Regions from separate parts of the Homo sapiens genome. Here region 2 is linked to region 1. Evidence: chromatin loops called from intact Hi-C (ENCODE). Cell type or tissue: PC-3. All regions are shown on one strand. Each heading gives the region's core, and the rest is flanking DNA. Links, peaks and the distances in the headings are about the cores only.

Region 1 (12,026 bases), core at 2,339-10,338:
TGACCATTTTCTAGATGTGAATATTGAGGCAAAGAGTGATTCAAATGCCCCATGTTCTGACAGATAGTAAGTTGTGGACCTGAAATTTGTATCTAAGAAATCTGACTCTTTAAGATTCTGAGTTTAGTAATTTAGAGTCCCTAGTAATATTTATAATGCTGTTTATTGGGAACTTTGAAATAGTTGGCAAACTTACATTCTGATTTCCTGTTGTTAATTAATATTTGGGCCATTGACATGTCATTAAAAAGCTTTGGGTTTTATGTTACTAATGGTCAAAAATTGAAGTCAACTAACATTGAAATTGTCTACTCTCTTTCAATTAATTAACATGCACAATCTATAGGGCCTTTTGAACCATGCTTGGAAGTTTTCAATATGTCTATTCTGATAAAGTTGAGTAAACCGATTGATGAGATTATATTTCATTAAACAACAAAGTGTAGGTGACCACATAAGATCAGAAAAGTTCTGAGTCATGTTTAGCTGTGCCTTTGAGGAAGAGGGTAAATATAGTTTAGGCGAAAAAATTTATACATTAGAAGTCAAAAATATTATATACCACAAGTATTCTATTGTTTCTAAATTGTAAAGTTAGAACATGCTTCTATATTTCTCTTATGCCCTTCTTTTCCACTTTCTACATTGCATGACCATTATTTATGCATTTTCCTTTTATACCATAATAGTCTTCTCAGCTTGTGATCAGGGTCCCAATTCACATCATATATGGATCAACAACATGCATGAAATATTAATAAAATTGAACAACATACAATAAACATTTGCTACGTATCAGAGATTGTGCTAATTATTTTATATTCATGACTTGATGTAATCTTAACAACAGCATGAAGTCCTGATACCACAAATAATTAGTTTAAGTTTATATAATACTAAGTGGTGAGGTTGGAATCACTTCTGCTAACTCCAGATCTTAAAGTGGAAGAATGTGGTGTGGGGAGTGTGGTGAATAAACAAATGAATAAATGTATGTCTCTATGAATGAATTGCGTGGTTCTCAATTACATTTTATGTTACATGTGGACTAGATTTTCTGTATGTGCTTTGAAAAAATACATATACAACAAAAATTGCTAACTTTCATAACATGTTTCCTTATATTTTGGAACTCTTTCTCACTAGCTGTTTTTTTTTGTTTTCATTCCAGGATATAAACAATTCAATGTTCTATTCCTCTGTGGCTCTTTGGAAGTTTGTATGTCATTGCTTACAGTCCAAGAATTTACTGAGTTTTTGATAAATTGCCAAAAGATTTTACTGTCATAAGCAGTAGAATATGAGAAAAGTTTACCCCCACATATATAAGAAGATTTTATATCTTCTTCTTCTAATCTGGGGTGTGTGTGTGTGTGTGTTTCCTTATATGAATCATGGTTAAAAAGCCAATGCAGTGAGTTGGGGAGAAATTTTTTATTATTGCTTTAATTTTTAGGGCAGTACTGCTTGAGGAAGTTTATTGTCATTTCTATTGTGAACACTTATTCTTTTATGTGCTTTGAATCACAGAGGTGGAATGGAAAGTATAACCACAAAATGAACAAAATGTCTGTGTTTTAAAATTTGCAATTTAAGCATGATCTTAAATAGGACATCTGACATGGTGAGATTTCCAGTGTTATAATCATCATGCTTCCAAGCAAAGAAAAGTTAGCACAACTTACGTTAAAAAAAAAGATTGATTACATTAATTAAAAATATGTTTTCAATGCTTGTCTGTCAAATAAACTAAAATCAGATTTAAAAACATTATCAAGATTTTAGCATAATGGTGATGCTATGTCAGAAGATTTATTAAAAAATTAAAATTATTTCTGCAAATTGTATGGTCTAGATATATTAGTGATAGGCAATTAAAAAGTTATGTTTGTAACTTCATGTGTATAAAATGAGATAGAATGTGGGTATTTCAGTCTGGATTAATCATAAGTATTCTGTTGTTATTTTGTTTGTGTGTTTTTATTTTCTGTTTTTAGGTTTTTTTATTATGCAAGAGCTACTATAAGCATTTAAACAAAATAAAATTTAGAAGTATCATTTTGATTCAGGAGGCATGTAGATTACTAAAACAGATCAATGCAAGTTTCTTTTAAATTTATTAAATTATTAGTTTGGGAAGTCATTTTAAAATGGCCCCACTGAACAATTTACTACTAAAAATTAAGAAAATATATTTCAAGATAGCTGAAATAAAAGCCACTGGTAAAATACTATATCATATAATCAAATAAAAACTTTAAAAATACAAATAACTGATGGCAAATGCTAATACTGTCCTTACTATAGGTCAGAGGCGAATATAAACAATATTTTTGTGTAGTCTAATTCATAAAAGTATCATAATTATCCTCATTTTACAGGTGTAAAAATGAAGGTAAAGAGAGGTGTAGGAAGGTTACCAAAGGTCGTGTCCTTATCAACGGAACAACTGGGATTTGAATTAGGTACTTTCGTTCAGTGTTTGAGCATTTCTTCACTGTTTTTAACTGCCTCCTCCATTTTGCTGTCATCTTCAGGAACCTAAAAACATTACATCATTTTAGTACTCACCAATCCTTTTTATCTACAAGCTCAAGTTAATGTGTATTATCATCTGAGACAGAGTACTTGCAGCTAACCTTTGACCTCAGGAAGAAGACTTGCGTTTCTCTTTTCGTCTTTAAGTTCTTTCCTTTCTTCCTCCCTCCTTCCTCCCTCCTTCCCTCCCTCCCTTTCCCCTTCCTCCCTCTCTTTCTCCCTCCCTTCCTTCTTTTTTTTCCTTCCTTCTTTTCATCTTAGACAATTAAAAATACAAATAAAATCTAGTAAAATAAAATCACTTCAAGTTGACCAGGCAAATCAGTAACCCAGTACAACATAAAATCCATGGTTTATTCAGGATCACACTCTTGTAAGTAACTTACCATGGGGCATCACAAAAACAGTTTATTGAAGTAACAATTGACAGGCTTTGGATCAAAAACAGTCACTGAAAATGATGCTTAGATGAAATTTCCAGAGTCCTTAAAATAGAAATGCTGGATATTTTTATTGCGCAAATAGGAAATATTATAATATCTTGCATCCCAATGATAGAAAATCACATCTTTTCAGGACAATATTATGTCGTGATTCAGTCAACTGATCTTCATTGTCCTCAGTATTTACTATTAAATTTGAATGATTCTTAAAATGTAGAAGAATTAATTAACATATTGAAATAAGAAGATTGATCAGTAAGAAACTGTATAGTAAAACAATATAAATATAAATGTATGAACATAGCAATGCTAACTCATTTGACTTTTTTTGTATTTTTTCTATATGAGATATTATTGTAGTGGTTAACAGAATGGACTTCAGGAAGATAGTCTTGGTTCTAATCTTAATTTCCCACACTTCATCTGTGCAAACTTAGGAAATTTACTAATCTCTGTGTTTCCACATCTTCATCTGTAGATTAGGGTTACACTAATCTTGAAATATATTTCTAGATAATCTAGAAAATATATCTTGAAATATATTTTCTAAGATCGATCCCAAAGCATTGCTGTGAATTTATATGTGAACATATACACATACATATATACTCATAACAGAGCCTGGCAACTTGTGAGACTGTAAATGTTAACATTGACAATGTATAGGAGACAATATCAGACAGTAGTTACAAACCATTTGTAGCATCATGCTGTTTGGTTTAAAGACCTCGGTCTGTCATTTACTAGCCATGTAACCTTGACCAAGTTACTAAAACTTTCTGGACCTCAGATTTTTCATCTGTAAAACCAATATAATTGTAAAACCTAATTAATGCAGTTGTAAGAATGTGGCAAATACAAATGATCTGGACCTACGTAGAAAGGTTAATTAAAATGTATAGTAGTTTGTTCCACCTTAGATAATATATTCTTGTATATTAATATTTGTAACACTCATATTTGCTTTGGATTCTCTTTAAAACACGTATATTTAAATCCTTAAAACTTTTGCTATTAATACCTAAACAAATTGAAATTCAGTTCTGGAGCTTGCTTTTAAAACATTTCCTTTCCTATCATTTACCAATAGTTGCCTGTTTTAATGAAAAATAAATTACAATGTCATGTAACATTGCATAAAATTAAACCTGATCATAGCATTCTGAAGAGTATGCTATGTATGCAAATTTGTGTGTGATGGGATAAGGATCAGGACTGGGTTTGGTGATCAAAGGTGACTTTAAATCTCTATAAGGAGAATAATAAATAATTTAGCACATAAAATTTAAGTAGTAGTTTATAGATAATTTAGTATGTTATATCTTCTTTAAATAGGTATTTTATAGCCAATTTGATTGCCCTCCATTGCTCTAGCCTTGTTTAACTATTGAAAATTCAATATTCTTATCAGACAGCATTTTACTCCTATATAAACCAGCCAGAAAGAGCTCATTTCTTTATGATGTAGCTGATACTGTAGGCATTAAAACATAATTTTCAGTAACTTTGCATCTATACTGTATCAAATATGTATCTATAAAGTACTTCATTTATTTAAGTAACTTTAAGTAGCTTTAAGTAGCTTTAAGTAACTGTTACGCATATATGTAGAATTATAAGTTAGGCAATCAACAACCACCTAGTATTTTTGAAAACTAAACTTTATATCCAAAAATATATTAAGGCACAATACGAGTGATCAAAATAAAAGATTGTCTCTTCATCCACAAAGACCTGAAGAAAATAAGTGAAGACCAATTAAGATACAAAGAGTGAGATGCTATTTTTAAGGGTAATAGAATACAGAGAATGAAGAACTCAGTGTGGCCTAAAACTCAATGGAAGGGGTCAGGAGTGAATACTCAGGGAGAAGAAAGAAACTGACAAGCATAAGACCCCCTTTCATTGAAAGGAATCCAGACAAAAGGAATCGCACAAATTTGTAGTTCTTGAGGTGACTTATAAGATTAAACATTGGGAGATGACCTGAGCAAGCCCCGAAGAAATTGCCATGGATCAGAAAAGGAAAAGAGAGACAAATTCGGAAGGAAAAAAAATGCCTAAGAAGTCAAGATGAATTCTCTGTGTAGATACAGAAGGTGAGAGTTAAGAAAAAGAAGCCATGGGTTTCTAGAAAAGTTTTAAAGTTTTACTGTGCAGAAATAGAAACTAATTTGACATGTATTTCTATGTCAAAATTACATTAAAAATTGATTTTTGTAACAATTTGAATTTGGAACACAATGAAAATACAAGTACATTTTTATAATATGGTAAAAAATACAGAGTGGAAAACACACATACTTATTTTTCAAGAAGAGTTGCAATCATAATTAGTGGTTAAATAAATGCTACTTATGTGCTACTTGTTTACTACTGCACTTAAAATGATACTATTATCTTTCATTTTATAGGGTTACATACATTTTTATTGAAAACTTTATGATGTGTTTTCACATTCACCATAATTTTGTAACAACTTAGAGAAATTAGGATAATACTAGTTATTTTTTCTCTTACTACATTTTTGAGAGACAAGAAATATTAACATTGAGATATTAAAAGTTATGACCACCATAAGAAGATTTGTGTCAGATAAAACTCAGAAAATGTGAATTCTAATGATATGATTTTTTATCTGTATAATATGTTTGTTTTTTATTTAGGATGAATGTGTTTGTATATGTTAAATATATTATAAATAACATACATGCATATATAGTATTCTGCATCTATTATTGTTTCTTAAAGATACAGCAGCTTTAAATCATCTTCAGGATTGTGACAATTAGTTTTTCTCAACCTAAATTTATCACCCAAGCTCACCAAAAGATATTCTGATTGGTAGAGGTCAGCAGGGTTTAGAGCATCTGAGTCCATGATAAGTCTAAACTCTTCAATAACACTATATTTTAAGTCCTGATTCTTTAACAATGACCCAAGGATCTAAGGCTACAGAACAGCCAATATCTTCTCCATGTGCAAGCTGCATTCTTAAGGGGCATTGAAGTAGTACCTCTGGCTCAAAAAGAGCAAGAGGAGAAAAAAAGGAGGGGGGGAGATAACATAAGAGAAGGACAACATGATTTGGATGTATTGACAACATGAAGTAGTTTTACGTTTTCACAATTTTCATTGGTGTTAACTAAAGAATGCTTTGGTGAAGCAATGTTTGAGTTCAACTTGAAATTTTAGGCTTCTTCATTCCAATTAAAGAATGCAGATAATTGAACAGTCTGACTTTTTTTTCTCATTTTGGTCTAGAGCACCTCTCAAATAAAACAATCTTGCTTATATTCAAAATTATCCAAAGCGACTACTGCAAATCCAAACTGTACCTGGTGAAATTATGCCAGTCAGGAAGAATCACATGATTTAAGAATAAGGAGAAAACATGAAGAACGCAGGTGTTTGTCCAAGGACAGGTGCAGTTTTAGAATTAACCCAGTGAGAACTTGCACAGTAGAATGACACTGATTACGCAGAATTGGATCTCTAGAACTTGGAAAAAAGATCAGTATTTCCCAATTAGAGGCGAGACCAAACCTTCCAGCTCTATGCAACAATATTTACAGTGAGCCTCATGGGTTGGCAGTGGCCATCATAAGATTTTTTAACAGTTTTATTGTAGCATAACTATGCATGAACAAATAAAGTCTGTCATGGAAATGATGAATATATCCACCATCACAAAATCTTCCTCATGCTCCTCTATAATTCTTGCCTTCCACACTTCAAACAACCATCTTCCCCATTTCTAGGCAGCAACTAATCTACTTATTTTATCATAAATTAGTTGCACTTTCCAGACTTTTATATAAATGTAATAATATAATACATATGTTTTGCCTGACTTCTTTCAGCAGCATAATTATTTTGAGAGTCATCCATGTTATAGCCTGTATTAACAGCTTCTTTTGAGTTCCAAAGAATATTTTGCAGTATGACTATGCCACAGTCCTTTTTCCATTTATCTTTCAATGCATGTTATGGACTAAATACTTGTGTCCCTCCGCAAATTTATAGGTTGAAACCTTAACCCTCAGCATTGCTGTATTTAGAGATAGGAACTCTAAGGAAGAAATTAAGGCCATAAGGAAGAGGCCCTGATACAATAGGATTAGTGTCCCTAAAAGAGGACACCAGAGAGCACTCTCTTCCCTTGAGAGAGCAAAGGAAAGACCATTTGCATATTCATGGAGAAAGTGGATGTCTGCAAGCAAAGAAGAGAGCCCTTACCAGGAAATAAATTGTCTGGCACCTTGATCTTACACCTCCCAGCCTTCAGAAGTGTGAGAAAAAATTTCTGTTGTTTAAGCCACCCGGTCCTTGATATGTTGTTAAGGCAGCCCGAATGGACTAAACAAATGGACTTCTGCAATATTGACAGGTTCTACTATTAAAAATAAAGCTGTCACAAACATCCATATACCAATAATGTTGCTATCTTTAGAAAATAAAAATAAACAGTAAGGTCCTTAAGCAAGTACTTTATTAAATTTGAATTATTTCTAAATGCTTATACAAAACAATAATACCATGCTTATTCTAAAAATTATTCCTTGTTTATCTATAACAAATTATATTTGTCTAAATTACATAGTGATTTATTTAATTTTTCTTTCCCTAAAGATTTTGCTCTCCTTAAATGTTCTTTTTTTGGCTTAATTTGTATATAAAATGTTTTGCAGTTGTGGTGTATGTTCCATTTACATTGCCATTGGTTGCATCCATCTTTTTTGTTCTTTTGTTCATTGAACATTCACTAATGAGTAAACACAAACGTTAGCATTATAAGTTGGTATACTAACCTTTCTAGCATAAAATTAATAAATCTGACAATTGTTCTTCAAATTTGATTTGTTGACTCACGAAATATATTATTCATGGAATAACTTGTGTTTCTTTTCTCAGGATTATATTGCACCTGTTGATCAGTGACTTTTTTAAATGTCAAAAAAGGAACATGCTATTAATTTTTATTCCCTTCATCAACACTATGTGTGATAATTTCCTTTGTTTCCCTTCTGTTTTTATTCCCTTCATCAACACTATGTGTGATAATTTCCTTTGTTTCCCTTCTGTAACATCCAGCTAAAATAATCAACTTTTCAAGGGCTAAAATTTGTTTTTAAAATAGTTATGGCAAATGCTGTAATAATTTTTAAACTAAAGTTGAAATTTCTTTTCCTATATATAAATAACATTTTTCCTTTTAAAGAAAGTCCTAACATTTAAAGAGTTTTTTAAAATAAATTATTTATTTAGCACATTCAACAAGTTATTTTAAGTAATGCAGCACTTGAATTATCTAATTTGCTTTTCTATCAATTTGTATAATCTTATTTCTAAAGAGGTATTGAAAACTGTGCATAAGAAGTAATAGGTTTTAATTACTAGATTATTTTAAATGTCAACCCACTGGGTTCAGTGGCTTATAACTGTCATCCTAGCACTTCAAGAGGCTGAGGCTAAAGGATGGCTTGAGGCCAGGAGTTCAAGATCAGCCTGGGCAACACAGAGAGACCCTGTCTCAACAAAAAATATAAATAAAAAATTAGTGTGTGCCTGTAGTCCCAGCTACTTCGAGCAAGACCTCGTCTCCAAGAAACAAAAACAAAAACAAAACAGTTAATAAATATTTGGAAGACATTGGAATTAAAGCAAGATTTAATACTTCAAATAAACAGCTCTCTGAATTTGATAAAGAGGACCAACTTTTTTTAAAATACAACAGAATGCAAGACTACAAAATGCTAAAAAATGTACAAATACTCATAAATTGCTCAGTTCAAACAGCATAAATGAAGTAAAAATATTTCTTGACAATTATTTCAATGTCAATAGAAAGGACATCAGATGCTGTGTGAGTGGCGTTATGCAGAACATGGGCAGAATGTACAACACCTTCAAGAGAATTATTCATGCCTTGCTTCAATTTTGAATAAACATTGTACTTTCACACAAATACCCGTCAATATTTTTATTTATCTCAACCATTAACAGTGTAGTTTTTCTCATTAACCCTAAAGTTATTAGGAGAGTCTCTGCAAAAATTTGCTACCGTTACTGGCCTTATCTACAAGTGATTTATAACGTTTTTCTGCATTGAAATTATTTGTACCTATGATTATGCCATGAATACAGAGAATGATAGTTATTCATTATTAAAGTTCATTTTGTCCTGGTACATGAAAATATGCTTGCCTTTTTGTATTCAGAATATACTTCTGATAAAAATATGCTTAAATAATTATTTGAGCTAAAAGACTGAGGGTGGTACACAGTTTAGAAAGCCATGACATCTTTTGCCACAGATGGTTTATCTTCTTCATCTAGATTTCTCTTAATCAAAAATGTCGTTTAAATCACTTTTCTGGTCCTGGTTGAGAAAATCGTACTTCTCTTATGCTTATCTGTTAGTATATGCTGGTCTATGTATGACTTTCCATGGTTTCTGAGATTAGGTGAATATCTAATGAATGAATTAGATTAGATTAGGTGAATGAATATGTTTCACTAAGAGCTTCAAAAGAGCTTTTGTTTTTCCTTTTTTTTTTTTTTTATAAATATCCACTGTTCAGAAAACTCACCACAGAATTTATACTTGTGCTTTGGCACTTTGACATTGAAATGTACAGAAATAAAAATATAGATAGTAGCAAGCATTGCAAGAATTTTAAAAAATTGAGTGTGATGATCACATGAGTACATATGTTACTGATAATTCCTGAGCATAATCCAGGTTGACCCACTGAAAAGTTTACAAAATTACAAAAAAAAAAAAAGTAGTTTTGGAATTTAAGTGATTTAAGCACTGACTACTGTGGTGAAAAAAAAAAAACTTTGCTGAATTTATGTAACTTGTCAAAAAAACATAACCCTGAGATTTAGGATATCCTGGATATCTAGGGTATACTGAAAATGTCAATGCCTAAGACAAGCCAAAATCATTCAATACAAGACATGCTTGTATAAACAGGATCCCTGAAAATCTTATGTACAAGTCTTTTTATGAATATATGCATTCGATTCTATTGGGTAAAGCCTTACAGTGCAGAGGATAGATCATATTTAAGTATGATAGTATGTAAGTATTTGTATCTAATGTTTTTGAAACTGTCAGATTGGTTTCCAAATTGGTTTTTACCATTTTGCATTCCTGCCAGCACTGTATGAGATTTCCTGTTTCTCTATATCTTCCCAAAACTCAGTATAGTCAGTTTTTTAATTTTTAGCCATTCTAAATGTATTAGTCTTTCATTGTCATATTAATTTAAAATCTCCTAATAATTAATTGTTGGCATATGTTTATGTACTTAGCTTGTTTGCCATTCCTTATCGATCTACCTACCTACCTACTTACCTATCTACCTAGATCTATCCATCTATAGTCTCTGTCTGGTTAAGTGTCTGTGTCTGTACAAATAATTTCCCATTTTTTATTGTAATATTTGTTTTCTTAAAATTAGTATTTTATATTTTTTACATATTCTGGATAGAAGTTCTTTATCCAATATATGATTTGCAAATGTATTTTCCCGGTCGCTGTCTTGTTTTTTCATTCTCTTAACAATGTATTTTAAAGACCAGATTTTAATTTTTCTACTCTGTTTCATGCCTGGTAATCTTTTATTGATGGCAGATATTGTAAAATTTTTATTATTGTGCATTGAATATTTTTGCATTCCTGTAATATTCTTAAGCCTTACTGCGGAAAGCAAATTACTTAAAACAGTTTAAATCATTCCAATTTTTCTTTTAAGATTTGTTAGCTGAGATTAAAATGATAAATGTAAGAACAGTGTTTCTTAAAATTTTTTAAATTAGCTTTTTAAAAGTCTTTTTAGATTTTTCCCCCAATCACTTTTCTCCCATGAAATTTTAATGCCACAGATTTGGGTATATTCAATTTATAATTGTCGTTCTTTAAAGGTATATAAAATATTGTGATTACTGAGATTTTCTTGATTCCCAAAAACCAATTTTCACTCCCTGTTGAGAATACATAATATAAACCTGATTATTTTGCACTCCTGACATATACTCTCTATTATTCTACTCAAGGCATTATGTATTCTAAGGTTTTCTGTCTACCTGATGGGAACAGGCATTCTTCTTAGCCCTGTGTCAGTGCCAGCTGCTGCTACCTCTAGTCCTTTTCAGTTGTTCCATCTTTGGCTTTGGGTAATTACCTCTCACCCATGCACTGAACTGAGTATTTATGGTGAAGGCGTTCTCTCTCTATTTTACACTCCCCATCCGTATACTCTGCCCTGTGAACTCGAGCTGCTTTGTTTTCCTCTGACTTTTAGATTTATCTCCATAGGTAACCTGTTGCATTTAGTCTAGATTTTCCCTCCCTATTCCTCTTCCTGGAACTTCTATCAAGGCCATAAGCTGGCAGTCATCAGATTCACTTCATTTGTGTCTTCTTTCTCAGGGAACGGAGTCCTTCATTGCCTGATACCAGTGTCTTAAAACCATTGCTTCATATATTTTATATGTTTTTTGTTTGCTCTGGATGAGATCACGAATCTTGTCTCTTATACTACATCTTAAGTTGAAGCAGAAATTTCCCCCTATGTGGTTTTAAATGTTAATCCAAGACAAAAATTGTCAAAAAGACGAAGACTTGTGTAACTTAATAATTTGAATTAGAAGATGGGAGGGAAAGAGCATGGCTAAAGCTGTCATTAGTAAAGAAGAAGCAGTCACTCATTGGTAATTTTTGTTGGTTTCACAGTTTTCTTATTTTTCTCTATACTCTGATATGGTTTTATAATGAACTTGTTTCTATCCACTATATTTATAGAGTACCTCTGGTTCTATAATGATGTTCTGTGAAATAATTTATGTTCAACAGAAGAACATCACAGCTTAGGTATTTGTTATGTGTTAATGAGGTCATCTTCTATGAGCTTTTCCAGACTACTTTATAATCTTTCTAATTATCAAAGGTATCTACAATGTTTTAAATTATTTTTATTAAAAAATCTATATGCACATAATTTAAGGAGTCACACATAATTTAAGGAGTCAAAA
Region 2 (12,026 bases), core at 2,228-10,227, 650 kb after region 1:
TTAATGTGGCTCAGTTGTCAATTCCATTTTTTCTTTTTGTCTTTCTGAGGGGCTTTCTGCTTCTACTTCTAATTTCATGTAGTTTCCTAATGCCATGTCTCTCATTCAAATTCAACAAGATAAGGAATCAAAATTGTTAGGCAAAGCTCTCACATCAGCCTTTTCTTTGGTCCACAATGGAGTCTACAATTGTGTGCCGTTGCATCAAATGCTCTTTCTTCTGAAACAAGTAGCCATGGCCACATTAGGAAACAATATATAAAAACTTCCCAGGACTGCCTCAACTAAGAAGTATGAACAGAATAGTTACCTTTAGAAGAAAAGGGTGTTTAAGCAGTCAACTAAAGCAGAAAAAAAACCAAAAACCCACAACTGTTCCTATTATAGTGAACAAGTCATATTATAGGCTGAAAGATGATCAGGGAATAGCATAATCCAGTGAACAGCTTAACTAAACTATCCCTTACTACACTCTTGAGCAAGACTTTGAGTCTTTTCTAAAGTAAGACATAAGTAAATATGTTAGAAAATTTTGTATCATTGTAGTCATCAGATTTTTCAGGTAACTGCACCATTAGAACTTTCAGATATTGTGAAAAAAGATGTCAATAGTAATGATATGTTTGGTATTATTTTTAAACCACTTTTTATGAAATCTATGAACTATACATCCGGATAGTGGTTTAAAAACACCAAACATATCATTACTGTTGACATCTTTTTTCACAAGGGTGAGGCTCATTGTGAATTAAATTGCATGTCTCTCTATTCCAAGAGTTAAATTCTGCAGACCGTCTTTATAAACCACAACAGAGGCTGGGAACTTTAGAGCAAATACCATATTCTTTTGCCTTTTTTGAGGAATAAGAGTGATTTATCCAAGTGGCAAATCAATTGTTAAAGTAGAAGGTACTAGAATGGATATAAAAGCTCACAAATCTCTGTTGATTTTGAGTATACAAATGAAGTAGTGAGGTATGGTAAAGTCATCCCTACAACAAATAACATCAGACTGTTCTAATGTAGCTGTGCAAGTAAAATTGTTTCATTGGATATTCAAGAGGGAGATAAATATAAATGCTTCCTTATTTGAGTTATTTGTGGAAGAAGAAGAAATTGAACATACATTTGGAATCTTGGAGATGGATGTGGATTTCTATTTTATATTACAAAATATTCATCAAGTAAAAGAGTGCAAGTGCCTCAAATATATATATTATACTTTATTATATATCTGTATATCTTATATATACAACTATATATCTTACATATACATCTTACTATATAGATAGATTTTAAAATTACTATCAAAAATGATAATATAAGTGAGATAGATAGTGAAAAGTCTTTGGACGTAGACAGATTTTGATTCAAACTTTTCTTCTACCAATTTACATATTTGAATCTGAGACTTGGTAATTTCCCCCCATGACCCTTTGTTTCTTTAGATCAAGATTACAAGTTCTTTTGTGAGATTTTAAGTTTGAGGAATAGTAAATATAAAACACCAAGAACAGTGTCTGACCTTCAATATCTGGAAGTTCTAATGAAATTAGAGTATATGGGAATTGCAGTGTTTATTCACTTAATCTAGTTTGCGTTCAGTAATGATCTGAAATGTATGCACTTGGCTAATGTTCAAGCATTTACAGCAATATCAATTGTATTTATCCTTTAAGGTAAATAGTTTCTAATTCATTTGTTTTAAATTGTCTTCCTATAATGCTGAACTAAAGAACCAGCCTTCGGCTCTCTAGACTTTGTTGGGTTTTTGATAGTTGATTTACCCACACACACAGAGGCCTCACTATAGCTAATACATCTACATAATTACACTCGTGGTTCAAATTCATTGATTAAAACCATCTCCAAACAGTCAAATGTTTTACAGTAATTAGTTTAGTCATTAGTTTAGAAAAGAACGTTGAACCAAAAATGTGTTTTTAGCATTGGCATAGACATGTACATGTACATGTCTTAACTTTCATCAAATGTGTTACGTTTGATAACATTAGGACTGAAGGTATTATTTTGAAGTGACTACATGAGAAGAGATTAATAATTTAGAGTCAAATTATATATATACTTGTTATTGTTTTTGTTTTTTTAAGTTTAGAGAAGTATTTACTTTGGAAAACCACTTGTATTTGTTCAATAAGAACCACTAACTTTGTTTTAAAAATCTTTTTTAAATTGTGAAATACAACAAATATAGATAAGAAATATTTTAAAATGTACTGCTCAGTGATTTTTCAGAAAATGAACACCATGCAAGCACAACAACAGAACAATAATAGAACATTATCAACCATTCGAGTGCCATCCTCATTCCACACTTAATCACTACTCAGAGAAAACCACTATTCTCACTTGCATTTCTTTATAGATTCATCTCCTCATCTTAGTGCGTTTGGGCTGCTGTAATGAAAATGCCATAGATTAGGTGGCTTATAAACAACAGAAATGTATTACTCTCAGTTCTGGAGGCTGGAAAGGCCAAGACCAAGGCAACGACGCATTCAGTGTCTGGTGAGGCCCTGCTTTCTTATAGACGGCTGTCTTCTCATTGTAGCCTCACATGGAAGTAAGTGCAAACAAGCTCTCCAGGATCTCTTTCTATAAGGACACTAATCCCATCCAAAGAGCCCTCGTGACTTAGTCATCTCCTAAAAGCCCCATCTCTCAATAACCTCACCTTGGCAGTTAGGATTTCAACATATTAATTTTGGAGGTATGCAAACATTCAGACCATAACATTCCTTAATATGCATCATTGAAACAATAATTTTATAAAACATGGCTGGGCACGGTGGCTTATGCCTGTAATCCCAGCACTTTGGGAGGCCAAGGTGAGCAGGAGTTCGAGACCAGCCTGGCCAACATGGTGAAACCCTGTCTCTACCAAAAATACAAAAATTGGCTGGGCATGGTGGCACACGCCTGTAATCCCAGCTACTCGGTAAGCCTGAGGCACAAGAATTGCTTGAACCTGGGAGGAAGAGGTTGCAGTGAGCTGACATTGTGCCACTGCACTCCAGCCTGGGCTACAGGGTGAGACTCAGTCTCAAAAATAAATAAATAAAATAATATATATATGTATATATATGGAACCATAATATGTATTTGTTTGCTTCTAACTTGTTTTAATCAACATTTCATGAGTTGTACTCATGTTATTGTGTGTGTGTGTATATATATATATATATGTGGTGCAGTTATTAATCTGTGTTTTCTCTCTTCTTAATTGGTCTAGGTAAAGAATTGTAAGTTTTGTTGATGTTTTAAAAGAAATAGTTTTTTGCTTTATTGATATCTTTATTGTTTTTCTGTACTCTTTTTCATATATTTCCACTCTAATTATTATATCCTTTCTCCTTCTTGTCTTAGGTTTACTTTGCCCTTCATTTTTCTATATTCCTAATGTGAAAGCTTTAGATTTTGATTGAAGTCCTTTTCCTTTTCTAAAATATACACTTAAAATTTAAACTTCTATCTAACAAAAACTTTTGCTGCATTCCAAACAGTAATTTTTACAAATTGTAGTTCAATTTAAATATTTTATAATTTATGTTATTTTTCTATCAGATGTGTTTTATTTAGTTTGTATTACTTAATTCCTAGATATTTAGCATTATCCTGGATTCTTCTTGTTACTATTTTCTGATTTAATATCATTATGGTCAGAGCAAGTAGCTTGTAGGAATTTATTATCTGATGCTACTTGGTGAAGGTTCTATGTACACTTAAAAATACTTGTATTCTAAAATATCCTCAAACTTCCAATTATCAATATAAAGTTTTTAATAGTTATATTTCAAATATTCAACATCTTTTCTGATCCTTCTATTACTTGTTTTTTTAAATTGCTGAAAGAGAAATATTAAAACCTCATATTTTCATTGTGGTTTGCTTTTTTCCCCTTTCTTTAATTTGGCCAACCTTTCTTCATGCTTTCTTCATTCATAAAAATGCTGTTTTTAGGTACTTTTACATATAGGATTATTATACATTTTAAAATGTTTGCTATTATAAAATATTTCCCTTTATCTCTTTAATAATTTTTTAATGAAATCTACTTTTTCTAGTATTATTGTAGCCAATCTAGCTAATTTATGTCTAGTGTTTGCAGTTATGTTTTTTTCTAAACATTTTCAAACTGTTTATTTTTATATTTAAAGTTTGGTTTTTATAAAGAGCATGAAATTGGGGCTTGTTTTTGTATACAACTGAAATTATATAGCTTTTAAATGGAGATTTATTTCAACTTAATATATTTATTGATATGTCTTTTAAAATAGCTCTTTATTATTAACTATTTTATTCCTTTGTACCTCTTTTTCTAAATTCAGTTGTGTGAATTGTACAGTGTTAGCAATTCATGTTATTCCCTGCATTTTCTTTCTTAGCCGTACCTATTTTCTCATTTTTACTGGTTGCTCCAAGGATTACAATGTACATTTTTAGTTTATGTCATTCTACCTTTAGATAATATATTATGTCACAAAGAGTGTAAATATCTCATGGCAGTGCATTACATTTCCTCCTTCTCATATCTTGTTTTCTTGTTGTTTTATATTTTACTTTTTAATAATTATAACCCCTAGTACATTATCTTTATTTTTGCTTTGAACATCAATCTCGTTTTATTCTTAAAACCATCAATATTGTCTTACATTTACTTTTATGTATACTATAAACCCTTATTATATTGTCATAACTTTGCTTCAAACTATCAATTCCTTGAAAGAAATTCTTTCCAAACTCAATAATTTATCCTAGCAATTTTTACTGTGTGGAACTGTTTGAAATAAATGTTCTCACGATTTCATTGAGAATGTCTTTATTTTGCCTTATTTTTTGAGGAATATTTTCATCTCAAGATTATCAACATGTTTTATTTCTTGTATTTAATATAAATATTATATTCTTCCCAATATTAGATATATGAATACCTAAATGTTTTTAGCTCTTAAAATAGACATTTCACTGCATTTAGTCATCTATTATTTCTAGTGAAAACTTGGCAAGCAGTTGTAGATTAGTTTTTCCATATGTAATGTCTTTTTTCTCTGATTGCTTTCAGGATACTCTCAATATTTTTCTTTTTCAGAAGTTTGAATCTAATATGTCAGTCCTTTTTTTGTATTTAAACTGCTTGAGCTTCTGTATGTATAAGTAAATATTTTTCACTAAAATTTTAAATTTAATTTCTTGAAAATGTTTTAATTTTTGAAAAATATATATTTTAATTTTTTTCCTTTATACTTCTGAGATGTAGCTCATTCAGCCTGAAAAATACTTTTTAAAGTTTTTCTTAATATAGCTGATCAGAAAGTTTCCCAGTATTTTTTCATTTTTTCTACATTCTTTTGTTCTGGTTATTGTTACAGTTTATTTTAAATGCCTTTCTTTGCCTCTTACCTATATTCTATTGTGTAAGTTTTCAAATATATACTTCGTTGAGTCACATTCAAATTTATTAATTCTCAAAGAGTAATGTTCTCTTCTATGTTTAATCTGCTCTTAAATTCATCAGTCTCCATTGCAGTTATTAAATTTTTACTTCTATAACCTAAAATCTTTTTTAGTAAATGTTGTTTTAGTATCTTTCCAATAAGACATCTTCATTTTGGCTTTAAAAATGGCTCAAATTAATATAAGACAAACATAAAGTAAATTATAAATGTTATTCAATGGATACTGAGCAATCCTTTATGTTTTTTTAACAAATTAATAATTCACAAGGGAGTAAAGATAATTTCCCCAAACATAAAGAATGATATATCCAAAGCTCGTTGTAACAGGGAGGGAAATCTAAACATCAACAAAAATGGAACAAAGGACAATACTTTTACAGCATACACCATTAAACAAATTATAAAATATTATGGGGTTATTATGCAAAGCAACCAAGATTAATTGCTGCTAATTGACTAAAGTCACAAAACGAAGTGTTGGTTTCACTTGTGATACTAATGCCATTTACAAGGTTAATTACTGTGTCACCTCAAAGCCCCCAGTTGTTTTTCATATTGTGGCAGAGAACGCTGGAACAGATGGACCAAAATAACATCTGGCTTAGGTGAGCAATAAAAAGTACAGCTGACATCCTTGAATGATTTCCTACAGTAGCATAGTCTCAGGGAAGGAAAATAATAAGAGAGAAATGTGGGTGCCAAAAATAAACAACTTGATATATAATTATTAGCATAGTGGCCCTTGCCAAATCCCAGGGTCAATGCCATAATCACCATCTAACAGGGCAATGGTAATGTTCTTATCAATAAAATCTTTTAAAAAATATTTATATTTGATTTAGTCAATTTGTCACTAATATCTTACCTTGTCGACCTTGCTTCCAAGCATGCTTGTGCATAAACTCCAAAAATAATGCCTTCAATTTTAAAGAAAATAACAGTTTTTAAAACATATCCCTCTTGATCCCCCGGATAACCCTACAAATTAGATGATACTACGTGATATCCAAATTGAAAACCAAGGCCCACAAAGGCTATATTTGAGGTTTAAAAGGTATAAGGATACAAAACCAAAATTACTGATTTTAACGTACTGCACTCACATTGAGAATTACATTATGCCAGTAACAGGAAAAGGAAAGCCTGTTAATAATGACTATCAGAAACTTTAAAACTACAATTTGCAAATTTTATTTCCTGCTGTTTTAAGTAATATTAGAATCATTTTGTTTTTCAAAATGGTGCATATCTAAGGAATTTTGTTCCAAACATTCTGCTATAAAATTATTTCAATTTTATTTTACCTACTAAACATAATCTTTCAAGGCCTGGGAATGAGCACCAATGCCATTTCCAGCATGCAAAATCTTCTCAAACAGTTCAAGTTGAAAATACACAGCCAAATAATACAACACAATTGCACTAGAAAAGAAATATTTATCAAAATTCTGAGATTGTGGCCATCTTTTCAAATGCATTTGGATGTTTTCTGCAGCTGGTTTATATGCTGTATTTTGTTTGTGCTGAAGACCTGCCCTCTCCTGGTTGTGCTCATTACAAGGAGCACAGGCTACACATGACACATTAGAGAGGTAGTTCAAAGGTGAGCTCTCTTGGCCTTAATTTCTCTCTGCAAGGTATAATAGTGTTGCTGCTGTCTTGTCAGGAAGGAAAGCATTGAACACTGCACATGTAATTAATTATCACTATTGTTATCAGTAGGATCCTGCTAGGCATACTCCTCCTGGCTTTGTTTTTCTCTTTCACCTTAGTATGTTTCACAACGTACTCCCTTTCTGATGAAGCCACAGAGCCACTTTCTATCCTTAGAGCTAATGTTGGTTTTTGTACCCTTTGAACGTGAGAAATCTGTGGAGAGGTGGTTATTCAAGCTATATTTTCTCTCTTTTTTTCCCTTAGGTATTTTTTCAGTCATAGCCTCCTTTTATTTTCAGCTCATCAGTATACATGTGTCCCAAGGAGAAATATTTTATTGAGATAATTTTAGTATAAAGAATACTTAAGCAGACTTATGTCAGTATTAGTAATGCTTTCTGAAACAAAATGGAGAATTATCTGTATCATTGAAACCTATTTTGTTCACATTCAATATCCATGCCAAAACGAAGACAGTAGTAATAGGCTACTATAGATTATTTCTACCAACTTCATTAAGATATAATTCACATACTATACAATTCATCCATTTAAAGTGTAATATTCAACGGATATTTTAGGGTGTTCACAGAGTTGTATGACTATTGCTACAATTAATTTTAAGATAATTCTAGCACTCCAGAAAGAAACCCTGTAACCAGCAGCAGTCACTCTCTTCTTCCTCTCAATTTCCCCCAAATTAGTCCCAGAAAATCATGAATCCACTATCTCTTCCTATAGATTTGTCTATTCTGAACACTCCATATAGATGAAGTCATGAAATATATCTTCTTTTGCAACTAACTTCTTTAATTTTGAGTGATGATTAACGGTTCATCTATATTGTAGCAAATATAGGTAGTTCATTCCTTTTATTGCTTTTTAAACTTTTTTTAAGTTCAGGGGTACATGTGCACGTTTGTTACATAGGTAAATGTGTGCCATGGGGGTTTGTTGTACAGACTATTTCATCACCCTGGTATTAAGCCTAGTACACATTAGTTATTTTCCCTGATCCTCTCCCTTCTCCAACCCTCCAAACTCTGATAGGCCTCAGTGTGTGTTGTTCTCCTCTATGTGTTCATGTATTCTTATCATTTAGCTCCCACTTATAAAGGAGAACACGTAGTATTTGGTTTTCTGTTCCTGTGTTAGTTTTCTAAAATAATGGCCTCCAGCTCCATCCATAACCCTGCAAAGGACATAATCTCATTGTTCTTTATGGCTACATTGTGTTACATGGTGCATATGTACCACATTTTCTTTATCCTATTTATCATTGATGAGCATTTAGGTTGATTCCATGTCTTTGCTATTGTGAATAGAGTTGCAATAAACGTATGTGTGCATGTGTCTTTATAACAGAATGATTTATATTCCTTTGGGTATATACCCAGTTATGCAATTGCTGGGTCAAATGCTATTTTTGTCCTTAGGTCTTTGAGGAATTTTCACACTGTCTACCACAGTGGTTGAGCTAATTTTCATTCCCACCAGCAGTGTATAAGTGTTCTTTTTCCTCTGCAACCTCACCAGTATCTGTTATTTTTTTACTTTTTAGTAATAGCCATCCTGACTGGTGTGAGATGGTATCTCATTGTGGTTACTGCATTTCTCTAATGATCAGTGAGGTTGAGCTGTTTCTCATGATTGTTGGTCACATGCATGTGTTCTTTTGTGTACTGTCTGTTCATGTCCTTTGCCCACTTTTATATGGGGTTGTTTGTTTCTTTCTTGTAAATGTGTTTAAGTTCCTTATAGATGCTGGATATTGAGCCTTGGTAAGATGCATTGCTTGCAAAAACTGTCTCTCATTCTGCAGGTTGTCTGTTTAATCTGTTGATAATTTCTTTTGCTATGGAGAAGCTCTTTAGTTTAATTAGATCCTATTTGTCAATTTTTGCTTTTGTTGCAATTGCTTTTTGCATCTTGGGCATGAAATCTTTGCCAATCCCTATGTCCTGAAATCGTATTGCCTAGGTTGTCTTCCATGGTTTTTATAGTTTTTGATTTTACATTTAAGTCTTTAATTCATATTGAGTTGATTTTTGTATATGGTATAAGGAAGGGGTCCAATTTCAATCTTCTGCATATGGCTAGCCAATTATCCCAGCACCATTTATTGAATAAGGAATCCTTTCCCCATTGCTTGCTTTTGTCAGGTTTGTCAAAGGTCAGATAGTTGTAGGTGTGAGGTCTTATTTCCAGGTTCCCTATTCTGTTTCATTGGTCTATATGTCTGTTCTCATACCAGCACCATGCTGTTTTGGTTACTGTAACCCTGTAGAATAGTTTGAAGTCAAGTAGTGTAATACCTCCAGCTTTGTTCTTTTTGCTAGGGGTTGCCTTGGCTATTTGGGCTCTTTTTTTTTTGTTCCATATGAATTTTAAAATAATTTTTTTCTAGTTCTGTGAAGAATGTCAATGGTAGTTTAATGGGGACAGCATTGAATCTATAAATTGCTTTGGGCAGTATGGCAATTTTCACAATATTAATTATTTCTATCCATGATCATGGAGTGTTTTTCCATTTGTTTGTGTTATCTCTGATTTATTTGAGCAGTGTTTTGTAGTTTTTCTTGTAGAGTTCTTTCACCTCTCTACTTAGCTGTACTTCTAGGTATTTTATTCTGTTTGTGGCAGTTGTGAATGGGAGTTCATTCATGATTTGGCTCTCAGCTTGATTGTTGTTGGTATATACGAATGCTAGTGATTTTTGCAAATTGATTTTGTATCCTGAGACTTTGCTGAAGTTGCTTATCAGCTTAAAAATCTTTTGGGGTGAATTCTACCAGATGTACAAAGAAGAGATAATACCATTTCTACTGAAAGTATTCCAAAAAGCTGAAAAATAGGGACTCCTTCCTAACTCATTCTAAGAGGCCAGCATCATCCTGATACCAAGACCAGGGAGAGATTAAAAAAACAAAAACAAAAACAAACAAACAAAGAAAAAACTTCTGGCCAATATCCTTGATGAACATCAATGCAAAAATCCTCAACAAAATACTGGCAAACCGAATCCAGCAACATCAAAAAACTTGTCCACTATGATCAAACAGTCTTCATCCCTTGGATGCAAGTTTGGTTCAACATACACAAATCAATAAATGTGATTAAACAGAATGAAAGACAAAGCCAAATGATTATCTTAATAGATGCAGAAAAGGCTTTTGATAAAATTCAACATCCCTTCATGTTAAAAACTATCCATAAATTAAGTATTGAAGGAACATATCTCAAAATAATAAGAGCCCCGTATGAATATCCTAAAGCCAATATCATACTGAATGTGCAAAAGCTGGAAGCATTCTCTTTGAAAACTGGAACAAGACAAGGATGCCCTCTGTCACTACTCGTATCTGATACAGTATTGGAAGTTCTGGCCAGGTTCATCAGGCGAGAGAAAGAAAGAAAGACAGTCAAATAGGAAGGGAGGAAGTCAAACTACCCCTGTTTGACCATCCCTATATCTAGAAAAGCCCTTTTATTGCTTAATAATAGTTTATCATCTAGGTATACTTCATTTTATATATCTGTTTGTCAGTTGAGAGGCATGTAGGTTGTTTCTATTTTTTGGCTATTATGACTAATGTTGCTATGAACATTTGGGCACAGGATTTTGTGTGGAAACATGTTTTCATTACATATATATATAGTGTATATTCACTGAATTATAAGGCACCTCTATGTTTAATCTTTTGAGGAACTACCAAATTACTTTCCAAAATGGCTGCACCATTTTATATTCCAACTAGAAATGTCTGAAAGTTCCAATTGCTCACACCCTTGTCAACACATTATGGTCTGTCATTTTTATAACAGCCATCCTAGTAGCTATGAAGTGGTATTTCTTTTGCTGTGGTGAATTGCATTTTTCAAATGGCTAATGACATTGAGCATCTTTTTAGATGTTTATTAGCCATCACATAAGATCATTCATACACTTTCCCCAATTGTCTTTGTATTATCAAGTTGTAAGAATTCTCAAATATTCTAGATACAAATCTTTATCTGATATATGATTTCCAAAAATGTTATCCCAGTCTGTGTTTGTGCTTTCACTCACTGATGGAGTCCTTTTAGGTACAATGGTTTTAATTTTGTTGAAACCAAATGTATCAAAATTTTTTCCTTTGTTGCTTGTATTTTTAGTGTAATATCTTAGAAAGTTTTGTCTGATCCAAAGTCATGAATATTTAGTCCTATATTTCCTTTAAATCTTTTAAAAATAGTTTTAGATTTTATATGAACTTTATAATACATTTTTAATTAATGTTTGTATGTGTGTGATTCATTTTCATGTGCCCATCCTGTTGTCTCAGCACAATTGCTTGAAAAGACTATTTTCCCCAGTGAATTATGTTTTCACCCTTGTTGAAAATAAATTGGACTGGGTGCGGTGGCTCATATTTGTAATCCCAGCACTTTGGGAGGCTGAGGCAGGTGGATCACTTGAGGTCAGGAGTTCCAGACAAGCCTCGTCAGCAAGGTGAAACCCTGTCTCTACTAAAAATACGAAGGAAAAAAAAAAAAAAAACTAGCCGGGCATGGTGGCGGGTGCCTGTAGTCCCAGCTACTTAGAAGGCTGAGGCAGGAGAATTGCTTGAACCTTGGAGGCGGAGGTTGCAGTGAGCCAAGATCATACCACTGCACTTCAGCCTGGGCAACAAAGCGAGACTCTGTCTCACAAAAAAAAAATAAGAAAAAAAGAAAGAAAGAAAGAAAATAAATAATTAACCTTAAATATTAAGGTTGATTTCAGATTTTCAATTAAATTCTCTTGATCTATATCTACCCTATGTCAGTTCCTTTCTTACCTGTTCACTTTAGTAAGTTTGTTTCATACATTTATACTAGAGTTAGTTGATTTGGCACATTTTGCATCATATC

Evidence for each region. Peaks named below come from ENCODE experiments on the same cell type or tissue, not always from the same donor. Only the 100,000 strongest peaks of a DNase experiment are listed, where the experiment ranks them.
Region 2: it touches region 1 in a loop (4-fold over the local background); 5 of 110 quality-filtered maps call a loop at or near these places.

The regions. Positions count from the first base shown.
Region 1 is chr18:30,267,032-30,279,057 of GRCh38, reverse strand. No RefSeq gene overlaps it. Among named protein-coding and RNA genes, the nearest start is that of MIR302F, 26 kb to the left of the region's middle. In PC-3, for the core only: a CTCF peak has its summit at 7,138 (motif pointing right); no DNase peak of the experiment used is centred there.
Region 2 is chr18:29,612,088-29,624,113 of GRCh38, reverse strand. No RefSeq gene overlaps it. Among named protein-coding and RNA genes, the nearest start is that of LINC02879, 460 kb to the right of the region's middle. In PC-3, for the core only: a CTCF peak has its summit at 6,991 (motif pointing left); no DNase peak of the experiment used is centred there.